2 separate regions of the Mus musculus genome follow, and region 1 is linked to region 2. The links are chromatin loops, found by intact Hi-C in ENCODE. Cell type or tissue: left cerebral cortex. All regions are shown on one strand. Each heading gives the region's core, and the rest is flanking DNA. Links, peaks and the distances in the headings are about the cores only. Region 1 has its middle 17 kb from the start of Pabpc1. Region 2 holds the start of Ankrd46 (ankyrin repeat domain 46).

Region 1 (7,352 bases), core at 3,066-5,565, 95 kb after region 2:
CACTATTAGAAAGTGTGGTCTTGTAACACGTGTGTCACTGTGAGGGTGGACCTGGAGACCCTCCTCCTAGCTACCTGGAGAACAGTAGTCTTCTGATTGCCTTTGGCACAGGAGGTGGAAGGGACTCTCAGCCCCTCCAGCACCATGTCTGCCTGGACGCTGCCACACTTCCCACCATCATAATGGACTGAACCTCTGAACCTGTAAGCCAGCCCCAATTAAATGTTTGTAAGAATTGCCTTGGTCATGTCGTCTCTTCACAACATTGGAAACCCTAAGATACCAACCTTCCCAGTCCTGTAAACCCTTAATACAGTTGCTCAGATCATGGTGACCCCCAACCATAGTTGTCGTTGTTGTTGCTGCTGCTGCTTCATGACTGTCATTTTGCTACTGTTGTGAACTGTAATGTAAATATTTGATATGCAGGCTATCTGATGTGAAAGGGCCATTTGACCCCTAGAAGGGTTACAACCCACAGGTTGAAAGTAACTGCTCTAGGGAAAGAAATAATTTAAAAACCCATGTAACTGGATGTAGTTAACATACAAACAAATCAATGGGCTGGCAGATGGTTCAGTCAGTCACTGTGCTGGCTGCTAAGCCTGACAGCCTGAGTTTGATCCTCGCACAGTAGAAGAGAACCAACTCCACCATGTTGTCCTTGGATAACTTTGTGTGCTCTAGCACATACACAAAATAAATGTAATAAAAAAAATGAAAGCTTGCATTAAAAATAGTAACCAGTTGGAATATAATGGGAGAAACAAGCATTTATAAGTTCAACCACAAAGTATTTCTAAGTATTAATACTTTAAGCATTAATGAACTTTAACAAGAAATGTTCAATTACCAAATGAATTAAACTAGGAAGCACTCTTGAATATGTAAGAGTTCTGAAAATATCTTTCCTGTTAGGTATCATGTTGCTGCAAGTGGAACGGACCGCCTGAAGAATCAAGAGTACAGGCTGCAGAAACGGCTCAGTGGCTAAGAGCACTCACTGACTGCTCTTCCGAAGGTTCTGAGTTCAGTTCCCGGCAACCACACAGTAGCTGGGAGGAGCAAAAAGCATGGGGCCTGCTCCAGAGCCAGGTGCTGCAGGGAGCACTGTGCACACTGCGGCTGGGGAGCCTGGGCCGGGCCGGGCGGCCTGGTCAGGTAGTGAGCTCCCAGTTAAGGAAACCTGTCTTTAAGGTCAGGTACTTGGAAGGGGAGGAAGGAGGTTGTGAAGACTGAGACCAGTCAAACCAAAGCAAAATCAAGTCCCTTTCTGCCGAAAGCCACCATATACCAAGCTAAGACAGAATACAAATTGAAAGCTATCTCTAACATGCATTGTAAATAAGTGACCCATACCCAGTACAGAAGTCTTAGATGTGGTAGTGTGTCTAAGATGCCTATTAGTCCAGTGCCTCTCAGCCTTCCCACGGCTCCGACCTTTTAATACAGTTCTTTATATTGTCATGACCCTACCCATTCAATTACTTTGCTATGTGATAACTGTAATTTTGCTACTGCTACCAATCATGATGTATATAACTCTCTGTGACCCCTGTGAAAGGGTGGTCCCACCCAAAGAGCCACTATGCAAAGGTTGAGAGAGACCCCTGCTATAATCCAAACACTCGGAAAGCTGGGGCAACAAGTTCTGAGGCTGGCCTAGACTACACAGTGAGTTCAAGGTCAGCCTAGGTAGGCTACACTGTGAGACCCTGTCTCAAAAGAGAAGTCTTCACAATTAAGGAAGGGTGGAAGGCAGGTCCAGTGGTTTAAAGGGAAGGGTGCTTGCCACCAAAGCCCTCGTTCAATCCATGAAAGTTGTCCTGATAGATAGATGTGTACACTCATCCTGACACCACCCACACAGACAGAAACACACATCCCACATGCACAATGTCTAAAATATGTATAAGATAGATATAGTGTCAGGTTCTAGGGCTAGGATGAACTTAGGTATAAATTATAAACCTTGAAGTTAAAACTCATGAGTGGGGCTCACAGGATACAAGAGCGCCTTACAGACAATGTCTGAGAAAGTGAGAACATCCGAGATCTATCCAACATGATAGATTGTAAACTGAGTTTAAAAGTATTAATAGTGGGGTTTCCCTGGTAATCTATCAGCAGCTGTGGAGATAACCTTCCTTACCATATCAAGAGCTATGAAACAGAAAGTCACCATGCGCAGATAGGCGACTCAACCAAGAAGCAAGTGCTGGTGCTGTTAGGAGGAAGAAGCTTGGAAGGACAGGGAGTTTGAGAATCTCTACAAACTGCTGGTCAGGAGAAAGAGTTTAGTGAATGACTGCTGAGGCGAGCGAGGGGTGAGGGTGCAGCCATGTGCAGACTGAGAGCCCTTTGCCTGGAGCTAATGTTAAGGACATGACAATGAACTCAAGTTGAAGAACATTTATAAAATAATCTCAATTACAGAAAAGAAAGCAACAATAAACAAACAACAAACAAAAATCTGAGGAGCAGTAAGAAAGACAACTTAATTCCAGAGTTGCCCTAGACTGGCAAAGAGAAGGTGTGAGGTCATGGAAGGACTGACTGATTAGCTGCGTATCTCCCCAAATGGTGCAGCCTGTGTAAGATAACTCAGGAAGAACTCCTTCTCCCAAGGAAACAGATACGAGTGGGTAAAGGGAAGCAGCATCCATCAGACTGAGTTAGTGGTATCTGGAATCCCAGGGGTCCAGGAGACCGAAGTTACTGCCCAACTCAGCCAGACCGCATCAATACACAGACAAGCAGACAGGCAGACAGACAGCATGGTGGTCCCTGGTTTAATCTTCGTTCCATAAAGAAAGATGGGTGGGGATGCACAAGCAGCAAAGGGTTCAGCCTAGTCTGTGAGGATCCCCAGCACTCTCCTACACCGAGCTGTGCCTACAGTGAGCAGCACCTGCTGCAAATGCAGACGCTCGCCTCCGCCTGGGTGCTTGCTGGGGTGGGTCTGCCTGCATCCGCCTGTGTCTGCCTTCCAGAGGCTAAAGCCTCCCTCATCTAGAACCCCAGCATTCAGGCCAGATCTCATTGCAAAGCTCTGGCTTGTCTCTGCTGTCATCATAGGCCTCTTCTTGCAATGGCAAATCTCCTTCCTAACCATTGACAGGAGGTGAAAAGCAAAGTTATCAATATGAAACTTTCCAAAAAATTAAAAAAAAACAAAAACAAACCTAAACTAAAATTTAGGGCTGGAGAGATGGTTCAGAGGTTAAGAGCCATCTGTTTTTACAGAGCAGCTAGGTTTGATTCCTGGCACCCACAGGGTAGCTTGCAACTCCAGTTCCAAGGACTCTTGATGCTTCTGGCCTCCAGAGAGGTACCAAGAATGAAGTGGTGCAGATGTGCACATAGGTAAAGCATTCACAGTTAAAATAGAAAGCTAATTTTCAAAGGAGAAATTTAAGTGTAGGTTTAAGTTCACAAATAGGACACACTTTACGACATTTAACTTTATAATCCATTAAGAATCTACATTTTAGCCTGATTTTTCAGACACTCTGAAATAACTTTTCTCTTTGGAAATCATATGAAAACACTAATTGTCCTTCAGTGATGTGTTCCACTGTCCCAGGAGAACTGGGCCTTGTTCCAGTGCAATACATCAAATCGCAGCAATGTTCACTGTAGCCTAACACCCAACACTGTTGTACGGATTCCTGCCTACACACAAGCTTATCTTTATAGCCAAGAACTAAAACCACAAGTTTATACACACAAGACAATGGATAAACTTTCATATATTCACATGTTGTCTCAAGGTAGCCAACAGTACTGCTATATATGATGTAGATAAACAGATATACTAGCCCACAGAAACCAAGCACAGGAACTTGTAAGTTCATTTAAAGTTTAAGAACTACCATACACACACAAATGAATTCCATCAGCAATCATAAACATCTATTAATGTGTTCTATCAATGGACATGTTTATGTAATATACAAATCCCTTGACTACAGAAGGAATGCTAATTTGAGGTTAATACTCCACGCTACCTAAGTTTTCCTGGACTATTGTCAGCTTGTATGTTTTCCTACCCTTTTAGAGGGTACAAACTTGCCCAAACGTGCACACACAACCTACAGCAGGTAAGCCACATCAACAACACAGCACTTGAAACCAGGCATAGTCACAGCCACATCTGAAAGGTATCCAAGGGGCAGGAGTGAGAAGGTGGCAGTGCAGATAGGTTCTAGTTGCATCAGAGTAAACATAAAGGCCTGGTTTGACTGTGCAGGCTTATTCCATGGTCTCCTCCACTAGCCTAGAAGAACCAGACAGTGCACTGCTGGACTTGGCTTCCATCAGAGTTGGAACACGTTCATTAACCTGTTCTAAATTGAGGCTCGCCATAAGTGCATAGCCTGGACCCTCACTTTATCTCAAGAGTAAGAAATTCAAAGTACATAGTATCTCACAGGAGGTTGACCTAAGCTGGAGCAAAAGGAGTAATGGCACGTTGCATCCTGGGAACAAAGCACATTAACCTCACTTTTACCTGTGTGAGCACATGCAGAAATGGAAAGTCTAGTTTCCAGTTGGCCCTTACACAGTTCCACTTCAGCATATCAGTTGTCTTCACTGCTATCCAGCTCAAAATCTATCGTGAAGCTATGCAAGTTTAAAGTCATAATCAAAAAAGTAAATTAGACAAAAATGATAGCTTCTGGATATACTGTCAACACCCTTGGTGTTTCCAAGTCACCCTCAATTCTCAATAAGCAAAAACTGTTCCAAGGGGAAACTGGTTAAGTTTAAGACATCTTTAATGTTATCAACATAGAACTCCTAGCCAACAGCACTGCAACACTATGTTGCAAGTCTCCTGTCCAAACTTACATTACGCCCATTTCTCTGAAGGGCATGTCATTCTTCCTACTGCTTGTTAAAATGACTTGTCTTGGGAGCTGGAGAAGGGGCTTGGTGGCTAAGAGCAGTTACTGCTCGTGCAGAGGCCACCCATTATTCATGGTGGCTCACAACTTTCAGTTGATTTGAGGCCCTCATCTAGGTTCCCTGGGCATCAACCAGGCACACAGATGGTATAAACTCAGCACATAAGATGAAAGCAAACAAACATGTCTGCATCGTAACTGGTACTCACTTTAAAAGGACAAAACATGGAGGTTGGAGAGATCAACAACTCATTACAACAGCCATGTGTAATGGGATCTGATGCCCTCTTTGGTGACTGAAGACAGCTACAGTGTACTCACAGTGTACTCGTACTTATGGCCCTAAACAAATCCTCTAACATGTATAACTCAAGCAGTAAACCGTAAATCTCACCTGTAAGAATACTGTTAGGTGCCGGGGCCTAGCAAACACAGAAGTGGATGATCACAGTCAGCTATTGGATGGGTCACACGGCCCCCAATGGAGGAGCTAGAGAAAGCACCCAAGGAGCTAAAGGGATCTGCAACCCTATAGATGGAACATTATGAACTAACCAGTACCCCTGAGCTCTTGACTCTAGCTGCATATGTATGAAAAGATGGCCTAGTCGGCCATCACTGCAAAGAGAGGCCCATTGGACTTGCAAACTTTATATGCCCCAGTACAAGGGAACCCCAGGGTCAAAAAGGGGGAGTGGATGGGTAGGGGATTGTGGGGGTGGGTATGGGGGACTTTTGGGATAGCATTGGAAATGTAAGCGAGGAAAATACCTAATTAAAAAAAAGAATGCTGTTAGGTAGCCGGGCAGTGGTGGCGCACGACTTTAATCCCAGCACTTGAGAGGCAGAGGTAGGCGGATTTCTGAGTTGGCTACACAGAGAAACCCTGTCTTGAAAAACAAAAAATCAAAAATATACTGTTAACTCAAGTCCTTGCCACAAGCTACTGTAAGTCAGTTTCAATTTCCACTTGAAAAGCCCAGCAGTGATATCACACACCTTTAAAACCAGCACCCAGGTGAGAAGCAGGTGGGTCTGGTTTACAGAGCTAGACCCTGACTCGAAAAGCCAAGTCAACTCTGCAAATAAACTCTTTACATATCTGTAACAATTTCTGTAGGACATAGATTTTGCAGACTTACTGCTTCTGCCCATCATCTATTAACAAAGCTGTTTAAAACAAATGTGCTGTATTTTCCTATTCCTTGAGAAATTAATTCCAATCACAGAACAAAAAAAGCCAGTCTAGGCATACCCTATGTCCCTGAATGTCACAAAAACAGCTTTTCAAATTAGAACCTGCTTCAAAACATCAAAACCTAAAACTTTACTAAATTTAAGATGCTTATTATTTCTCTGCCTTCCCAAGGAATCTTCAAAAGCCAAATCTGGTGATATTCTGTGATCCCAACACTTAAAAAGATGGGTGTCAGGGTGACCAGAAATTCCAGGCCAAATAGGGCAATATGGAATCCCTGTTTCAATCAACTGAAGGACACAGACCAAAAGCAAACCAGGATTCCCGGTCTAGTCAGGCCAAAAGTGATTCCAGGGAGAAGCCATAAGATGAGGTGCCATTTTATATGCATGTATTTGACCCCAATTTTAGCAGTCCTAAAATGATATGCAGCTAGTGGGGCCAGAACTGGCTATATGATAGTATATGCCCATAATCCCAGCATTCAGCAAAACTGCCAAATTTGAAGCCAGCCTCATTTAGATGGCAATAGGTCAGCCATCTAAATAATTACAGGCACTTTTTTTTTTGAGACAGGGTTTCTCTGTGTAGCCCTGGCTGTCCTGGAACTCACTTTGTAGACCAGGCTGTCCTCAGAAATCCGCCTTGCCTCCAAAGTGCTGGGATTAAAGGCATGCGCAACCATGCCCCGCTACAGTGGGACTTTTAATCCCACCAGGTTGGAGGTAGAGGAAGGGCAATCTCAATTCTAGGCTATCAGGGCTACATATTTAGACCATACCTCAAAAAATAAAGCTGTATTTCCAAAGTACAAGTTGCTTGGGTACAAGCTTATGTCAAGGTCATAAACCAATCCCAACTTGTCCATCTTTACTTTCCAAGTGGTCTGGGTGAGGCACAGACGGTACTTAACTACCTCAAAGCTGGTAGGGTTAAAAGTAGCACAGGGTAGTCATGGTGCCTACTATGCCATTTTTCCCAATACATTGGGTAGCTACTGTGACTCACATCTTACCAAAAAAAAAAAAAAAAAAAAAAAAAAACCAGGTGAATTTATTTTGTAGCACAGAAACCATACTAATGGTAAGTTGGTATGTTAAAAACAAGCTAACTATACACAGAAGAGCTCAATAAATTAATGTGGGTAGCTGAGAACACACTAGAATTGTGAAAACGATGAGACATACATAACGAACCCAAAACTTGAGTGGCTAAGGCTAGCCAGCAACAGAGAGATTGTCTAA
Region 2 (7,352 bases), core at 2,616-5,115:
TCCCTGCACTCCCTTCCCTCAACGATTCCACAGTTTCTCCCCGTGTCCTTCAATGACTGAGCATAAAGGTTCCATGGCTCAGTGCTCAGTTCCTTAGTCTCCTGCCTTTAACCATACCTACTATGGTTTGGATACAAAGTGTCCCCCAAAGGCTCAGGTACTGGAGGCCTGGTTCCCAGCGGCTGGGGTTACTTGGAGAGACTGTGACATTTTCAGCTGTGGGTCCACCTGGAGGAAGTGACCACTGCAAGCATGTGACTCTCTCTCTCTCTCTGCTTCTTGTCACCATGAGGTGAACAGCCCTGCCACCTGTCCCCAGCCCCGTGGTGTTCTGCTTCACAGTAGCTCTAGAAGCAGCAGAACAAGGACTATACACTACAATCTCTAAGTTACGAGGAAAATACATCTTTCCTCTCCTCAACTGGCCAATGCCCCATCTTCCTGATAACTTCCTCTGTCTTGAATCCTAGTCTCTCCTGATGTATCTGAGCAGGCATCTCAACTATGACTAAACCCAACTTCTGCTTCGTGTGCCACCTACCCCCACATGTGCTTTCAGTAGTCAGCACATCGTTTTCTCGAACATGACTGCTCTTACTACACAGAGCCCTTATTCATGGCTTTACTTTTGTTGCTTTCAACAACCCACAGTCAATCATAGTCCGGGACATAGATGGGAAACTGCAGAAAGAATTCATCAGTTCTCCGGCCTTCCAGCTCTGTCCCAGCCTGGGCATGTATCACTCTCTGTGTAGCAGGCCCTGTGTTTACCACGGGCATTTAGCCACCATCCAGACTATCAGATCAGCTGCCACAGCACTGGCAACGCAATGCTTCTGGCTCCTGTGGAAATGCCTCTACCATTCACCTCGCTTCATCTCACCATGCAGACATCTTGTCACCTCAAACCCCTTAAGGAGATGGACATACAATATATATTCTTAAATAGGCAGAGACCAATTCATGTAACTTTTATTATAGCATAATGCTATTTATTGTCCTATTTTGTTACTGTTAATAACCTCTTACAGGTAATTTTATCATGTACATGTATATAAAGGAAAAACAGCACTCTATATAGAGGACCTGGTACTATCCAAGGTTCCAGGTGTTCATGGAGGTCTTGGATTATATCCGCGGGAATAATGAAGGGCTATGGTGCTTCCGTCTCTCTGACTCCGTCTTTGGTCTCACAGTCAGCCTGAACACGTTAAGTCAGCCCTGCTGCTCTGCTGATCCGAGCACTCCGACCACCTCCTCCTGCCTGCGGAGACGTCCGTCTTTACTTGCATCCACCAGGCTTCTAGCTTCACTCCTCCCTGACACGCTCTGCTCAAACCCAGAGGCTCCTTGTGAGTCCTCCAGCAGGCTGGTGTTCTCTAGGTTTCTGTGTTTGCTGTGCCCTCGTTTGTTGACCCTTGCCCCTGCCTGCACCATCACTATCACTTCAGAGCATTCTCTCGGACATGATTTCCTACTGTAAAGCTGTCTAAGCTCCTCTCCCAGCACGGCCTACCCCTGCCCTGCTTTGCTCTTCTTAGTCATTGTTACCATCTAGCTGGATTTATTTCCACTTTTAAGCAGATCACTTTATTATCCCCATCTTCCTGCAGGGGACATTAACTCCATTAGATCAAGGACTTAGGTTACCCCTGGTTCTTAGAATTGCCCCACCATGAAAATCAGGCTGTGGGTCAGCTGTATGAACCCTGGCAACGCAACTCTTTATGGGGTGGGAGGGGCAGTATGAGCCAGGGTTTCTCTGTGTAACAGCTCTGGCTGTCCTCTATGTAGACCAGGCTAGCCTCTAAGTTTCAGAGATCTGCCTGCCTCTACCTCCCTCGTACTAGGATTAAAGGCTTGTGCTGACACATCTCATGCAGCTCTGGACAACACAACTCTTAAATCCTAATGAATTAAATCCTAGTGTATGAAATCCTAACACATTAAATCCTAATACAGCTAAGCAAATTGGGACTCGGTGGTGGTTAGCTTTGGTTGTCAGAAGGAGAAAGCCCCGGGAAGGGAGTGTCAGAGGAAGTGTCTAGGTTAGGTTGGCCTATGGACACGCCTACGGGGGATTTGTGACCTGCAAAGCTGCAATCCGACTAGCTGCCTCAAGTCCCTGTCACCATCACTTCTCCATGGTGACAGACTGGAGTCCTCTGTCTTTGTCTCCGCAATAGTAAAGGAACTTAGTTAGACTCTAACGCCCCAGTCTCTGGGACTGGGAAATCACATCCCCAGTCTCACAGTGCAAACCCTTGATCCTGCAGTCACTAGCTCAGTTTGCTTACAGGTTGTGCTGTGTATCCTTCGTTCCTCACCACGTAGCAGTTCTCTCCCACGTCTCTCTGGTATCCTGTGAGACACTAGCTTCTTGTAGGAGTCGGGGAATCTTTCTGCTTGGCAGAATGCTATGTGTGCAAGGTACACTCACTAGAACTGCTGTGAAAATACAACTAACCAACACACAGCTAATGTGGATAGACAATCACAGACGCACTCCTCCATCAAATCAACCTATGCTGAAACAGTAAGAATCCAGGACATTTAACTTTATTATCACTACAAGGCTTAAAGAACAAATGCATTTCTCATTAAACTCCCTTGAAACTAAAAGGACAGTGGCACAGGCTCTTGCATACTCCATAAGCATAAGTCTAAGAGAAACCAGTTCAGGCTACGAATTCTATCAATAAACAAAAATCTTAAGGAACACTACTACCTTTGCAAGGTAAAGGGATGCTGGCGTGAAGTCTTGGGCGTCTCCGGTCCCACTTAGTCTGCCAACTGTCTGGGCTTGGACAGGTTGACTTAAGACTCTGTGCCTCAGCTTCTTTATCTGCAAATCAGAGATGGTACTTGTCAGGGTTGTTGCAAAGATTTTAAAAAGGACCATTAGGCACAATATCTGACATGAAGATAGCCAGCTGTTACTGTAACATGAAAAATCACCACACCACTGATGGCACCTTGGGAAGCGCCTAAGTACTAATGCCACGTTCTGAAGAGTGGGCAGTGTTATTTACTCTTCAATAACACACACTTATTACATTCCGCAGCCAATTCTAGAGTCTGTGGAACGCTGTTAAAATAAATGTCTTCTCCCTAAGACGGTTGTTGGGAAATCCGGAGAGGAAGCAACTGCGTTTTAACGACGCGTGTCAAGTGTGAAAGTTCATGATCACCTGAGGCCTAAGCGCAAAGTGTGCAAATCTTTTCTCTCCGCGGATACCCTGGGCAGTGTGACAGTCCGGACAGATCACACGCACCTCCACAGCGCCCACGCACGCCCGGGCTTCGGTCTCCTCGTGAACCGCTAAGGTGTTGACAATTCCTAGCTATGCTTTGAATCCCTGCCTGGGAAGGACGCCGCCATCGGGCTGGGGCGTGGGCTGCCTGAGACCCGCGAATACCCGCGGGCATCATCCGCGCAAGCTCCCAGGCCTGACCCGGGCCCTCCTGCCAGCATCGCCCGCGCGGAAGCCGCTCGGACCCGCGCCGGGCTCCACGGCCCTCAGAGGAGCTGTCACCGGCTCCCGCCCAGCTGCTGCCCACGGCCCCGGCCCTGGTACCTGCGCCCGCGGCAGCAGTGATGGCAGCAGCTCCTCCTCTCCAGCGGCGACAGGCGGGGCGCGGACGACCACAGAGGTGGAGCTCGCGAGGGCAGAGCGGCCTCGCACCCCGCGGCGGCGCGCCCCCTGCAGGCGGGAGGCTCTCATGGCGGTTCGGCCTCTAGCCAGCATCGCGCACATTCACCCCTTTTAAAAAACATACATCCCATTCCCTCAACTAAGTAGAAATTTAAAAGGCAGAAACAAATATATTAAGTGCCACGCGCATTAATTTATTAGTTTAGGGCTGCAGGGGAGGTGTTTAAAATCTGAATCCACAAGTTAGCAAATAATGGCTGACAAGTCTACTCTAAGCTATAATCCTGCCGAGTTATTATTCAGAGTGAATGCTTACACCCACTTATAAGGGTTCCTTGACTTATCATGACATGTGAAAATGATGATACACCCATATATGGAACATTCTTTCACAGAGCTTCTCTCTCTCTCTCTATCTCTCTCTCTCTCTCTCAACTCCAGTCATATAGCCAAGGTGACTTCTTTTAAACACTGTTCTACAAATTCTAGTATCATCCAACCCACCAGATGACCCTGTAGGGTGTTGTCTGTTCAAGAATTACATCTAAGTCGTCCTCCCGCCCCCAGCCCCCGGCAATGTCAAATAGATGTATAGGAGTATTGCCTGGCTTAAGGAAACCTCATATTCCTTTCATTTAAGGATTATAAGAAGGCTGGAGAGATAGCTCAGTTGGTAAAGGACCTGCATTGCAAGCATAAGGTCCTGAAGTCACCCCAGAACCCACATAAAAAGCCAAGCATGCTGGCATGTGGTAATCCAAGTTCTGGCTAGTAGGAGATAGCTGGGTCTCAGTGGTCCCCCTGACCAGTCTGCCAGCCTGGGCTATTCATGGGCTTTAATGAGAGTCCTCTCAAAAAAAAATCAAGATGATTGGCTCTTAAGGTATGTCACCTGAGGCTGACCTCTGGTCTCCATGTGCAAGTGCATGTTAAGTGTTTGCACACTCATGTTTGTGAATGCATGGGCCTGTGCACATATACACACACAGGCCACACACCAGGGCAGGGTGAGCTCAGCCATCCCCAGGGCTGCCAATCATCTTTAGCTATTTAACATTTACTTGTGCAGTGACTGACTATAAATATTCTGTAAATTGGGGATACATTAATCAATTTGTCAGTGGCTAAGTCCATAATATCTTCATATATGCCCATGCACTGTGCCAAATCATTGGGTAATTTAAATGATAATTCTATTCTTACAATTTATTCTTCCCCGGTTGGTGTATCAAACAACTTGAGAGTTTATTGATTGTATTCTAATTTATCTTTTCTTCTTCACGAATTATGGCTTCTGATCAATGGGGAAAATGTAAGGACTGTGAAGGCAGCTTTTTTTCTTCCTCTGAGGAGATTAAGGAAATGGACTGTGAGTTGCCTGTGCTCTCTGAATCCTTGTCCCCATGTCTGCGGACTTGACACAGTGAAGACTGAACATCTTCATAGATGATACTTTTATATCCCAGCAATATCTTGATACTTAATGGGAGTGACCATAAATCAAAGATTATATTTAGTCATTTTACATGCCAGGAAGGCGCACAGTGTTATCACCCTGCTAAAATCCAAGTGCTACATTGCTTTTCGAGGCTCTTCAGAAACTCCCTACCTTACTCAGCTTCTAAAGCCACCTCTGTCCCCCTGCTGTGGCCATTCCTCCATTCGATGCCTTTTCTCTTCCCTGGATTTCGCCTCCATGCCAGAATCTTCTCAGACTTTCTCTCACATCTTATCACACTCCTGTGCTTTGTGGGAGACTCTTAGATGCTCTAGAATGATCTCCTCATCTCAGGACCCTCGTTTGGATGATCACTCTCGAAAAGTCCCCTTTCCCTGGAGTGACACTATCTACATGGCGTCTAGAGTCACCCAGGAGGTGCCCTGGGTGGGCCTGGAGAGCATTATCTTGGTTACATTAACTGAACTAGGAAGACCCATCCTTTTCGGGCAACACCATTCCCTGGCTGTGACCTTGGCCTGTGTCCACAGAGAAGGGAACTGAGCAGAAGCAGGCACCCGTTGCTGTCCACTTCCTGACTGTGGATGCACTCTGACCAGCTGTCTCAAGCGTTTATGGCCACAGCTTCTCTGAAGAGATGGACTGTGCCCTGAACTATGAGCCAAAACTAAGCTTTTCATTCCACAAGCTTTCTTTGTCACCTTTCTTTATCACAGAAACAGAGAAAGAAACTAAGACACTACGCAGAGCTGCATGTGTGTAGGTTCTGGAGACTGTGGGGAAGCGGACATTTAAAGGCTGCCATCTGTGTCTGATCTTAGACTTTAATCAGGAAAACGTCCCTCTGTGTATTCGTCACCACAGATACATTTGGTTGCAAGTTCCAACTGGGATAAGATAATGGAATAAAGGAGCCTTTTCCATTGAGGAAAAGACAGCAGTGATGTGTTTGGATAAATGTTTATTCTGAGACTCCATATTTATTCTTCGGAGTTAGAGGGCACCACGTGTATGGCTCCTGTGGTGATAGCGAAGGATCGATCTGTGTTACAGAGTCCCACGTTTACCCTTGAATTCTCAGCACCTCCACAAGAGGATGGGCACGTGGGCTGCATTGGGGATTATTTGCTTAGTGGGTCTCCACCGAGTGGCACAGTGGAATCACCCCAGGAACTTTAAAATCACCTGCGCCCAGTCAAGACCGATTCAAAGTTGTACAAGAGCGGAGTGTGGGCGGCTGTGTTTCTGCTGCTCCAGGAATCCGAATGTGTAACAGGGCTGGGTGGAGAAGGCCGAGTTAGATCCAAGCAAGGCGAGGACAGAAGATTGCTCAGAGCAGGAAATGAAAGTCTAGGTTGTGCTGATTAAGCCTTCCTACATGGTCTCAGAAAATGCAGAAGACTTTTAAAAATACAAATGGGGACCCTAGTCTGAAGAATACAATCCTCTAGTCAGAACCAGTTCTCTGTGCAGAAAGAGATGTGTTCAGAATGCTGAAGTGTTTTTTAAAAAACACTCAGGACTTGTAAAGAAAGAGGTCCCTCCTAATGCAGGGTTAACAGTGCATGCCTTTAATCCCAGCTCTCAGGAGGCAAAGGCTGAAGGGCCTCTGTGAGTTTGATGCCAGCCTGGTCTACAGAGTTGTATGACAGCCAAGGCTACATGAAGAGACCCTGCAGTCGTGTTCCAGGTCTTTTTTTGTTTGTTTCTTGTAGTACTATATATTGACCAGGAGAGGGCGATATGCTCCTGAAAAGCGTGGCTCCCACAAGTCTCAGGTCTGGTAACTAACAGTGAAATAGGTGCAAAGGTCCCTGGGTTCTCAGACAGAACCACAGACTGAGCTGACCGAACGCCATACTATAGCATGTATTCATTGGCACTAGGCTGGATCAATCTCCATCCCCTAACAGTCTGAAACACTTAAACCCATATAAATATATGTGCCAGGCAACATCAGTTTTCTTTTTCAAAACTGAGGAAAAATTCAAAGCCAAGAACTAACACAAGAACATTTTCTTCCAAGAACCAACACAACTAGAAAGTGTCGCAAGCCAAACTTTCAAAATAAGAGTTCTTTTCCTTGTTAATTACAAAATAAACATCTTGCAACTTGATTTTGTGTGTGTGTGTGTGTGTGTGTGTGTGTGTGTGTGTGTGTTTGTTTGTTTTAATTAAGAACGATGAAGCCGAAAGCCTGGAAAGGAGATGGTTGTTTTTCTTTGCCATGCCAGAAG

The links. A loop is a pair of places that touch in the nucleus more often than their neighbours do. Peaks named below come from ENCODE experiments on the same cell type or tissue, not always from the same donor. Only the 100,000 strongest peaks of a DNase experiment are listed, where the experiment ranks them.
Region 1: a loop joins it to region 2, with 2.8 times the contacts of the local background. A loop is called at or near these places in 1 of 42 quality-filtered maps.

Annotation. Positions count from the first base shown.
Region 1 is chr15:36,588,175-36,595,526 of GRCm38, forward strand. No RefSeq gene overlaps it. Among named protein-coding and RNA genes, the nearest start is that of Pabpc1, 17 kb to the right of the region's middle. In left cerebral cortex, for the core only: no CTCF peak of the experiment used is centred there; no DNase peak of the experiment used is centred there.
Region 2 is chr15:36,493,149-36,500,500 of GRCm38, forward strand. Ankrd46 (ankyrin repeat domain 46) reads right to left here and starts at 3,643. Exons shown (of 5, transcript NM_175134.4): 1 at 3,579-3,643; 2 at 2,729-2,845. In left cerebral cortex, for the core only: a CTCF peak has its summit at 3,704 (motif pointing left); a DNase peak (open chromatin) is centred at 3,648; H3K4me3 peaks cover 1,416 bases; H3K27ac peaks cover 1,187 bases.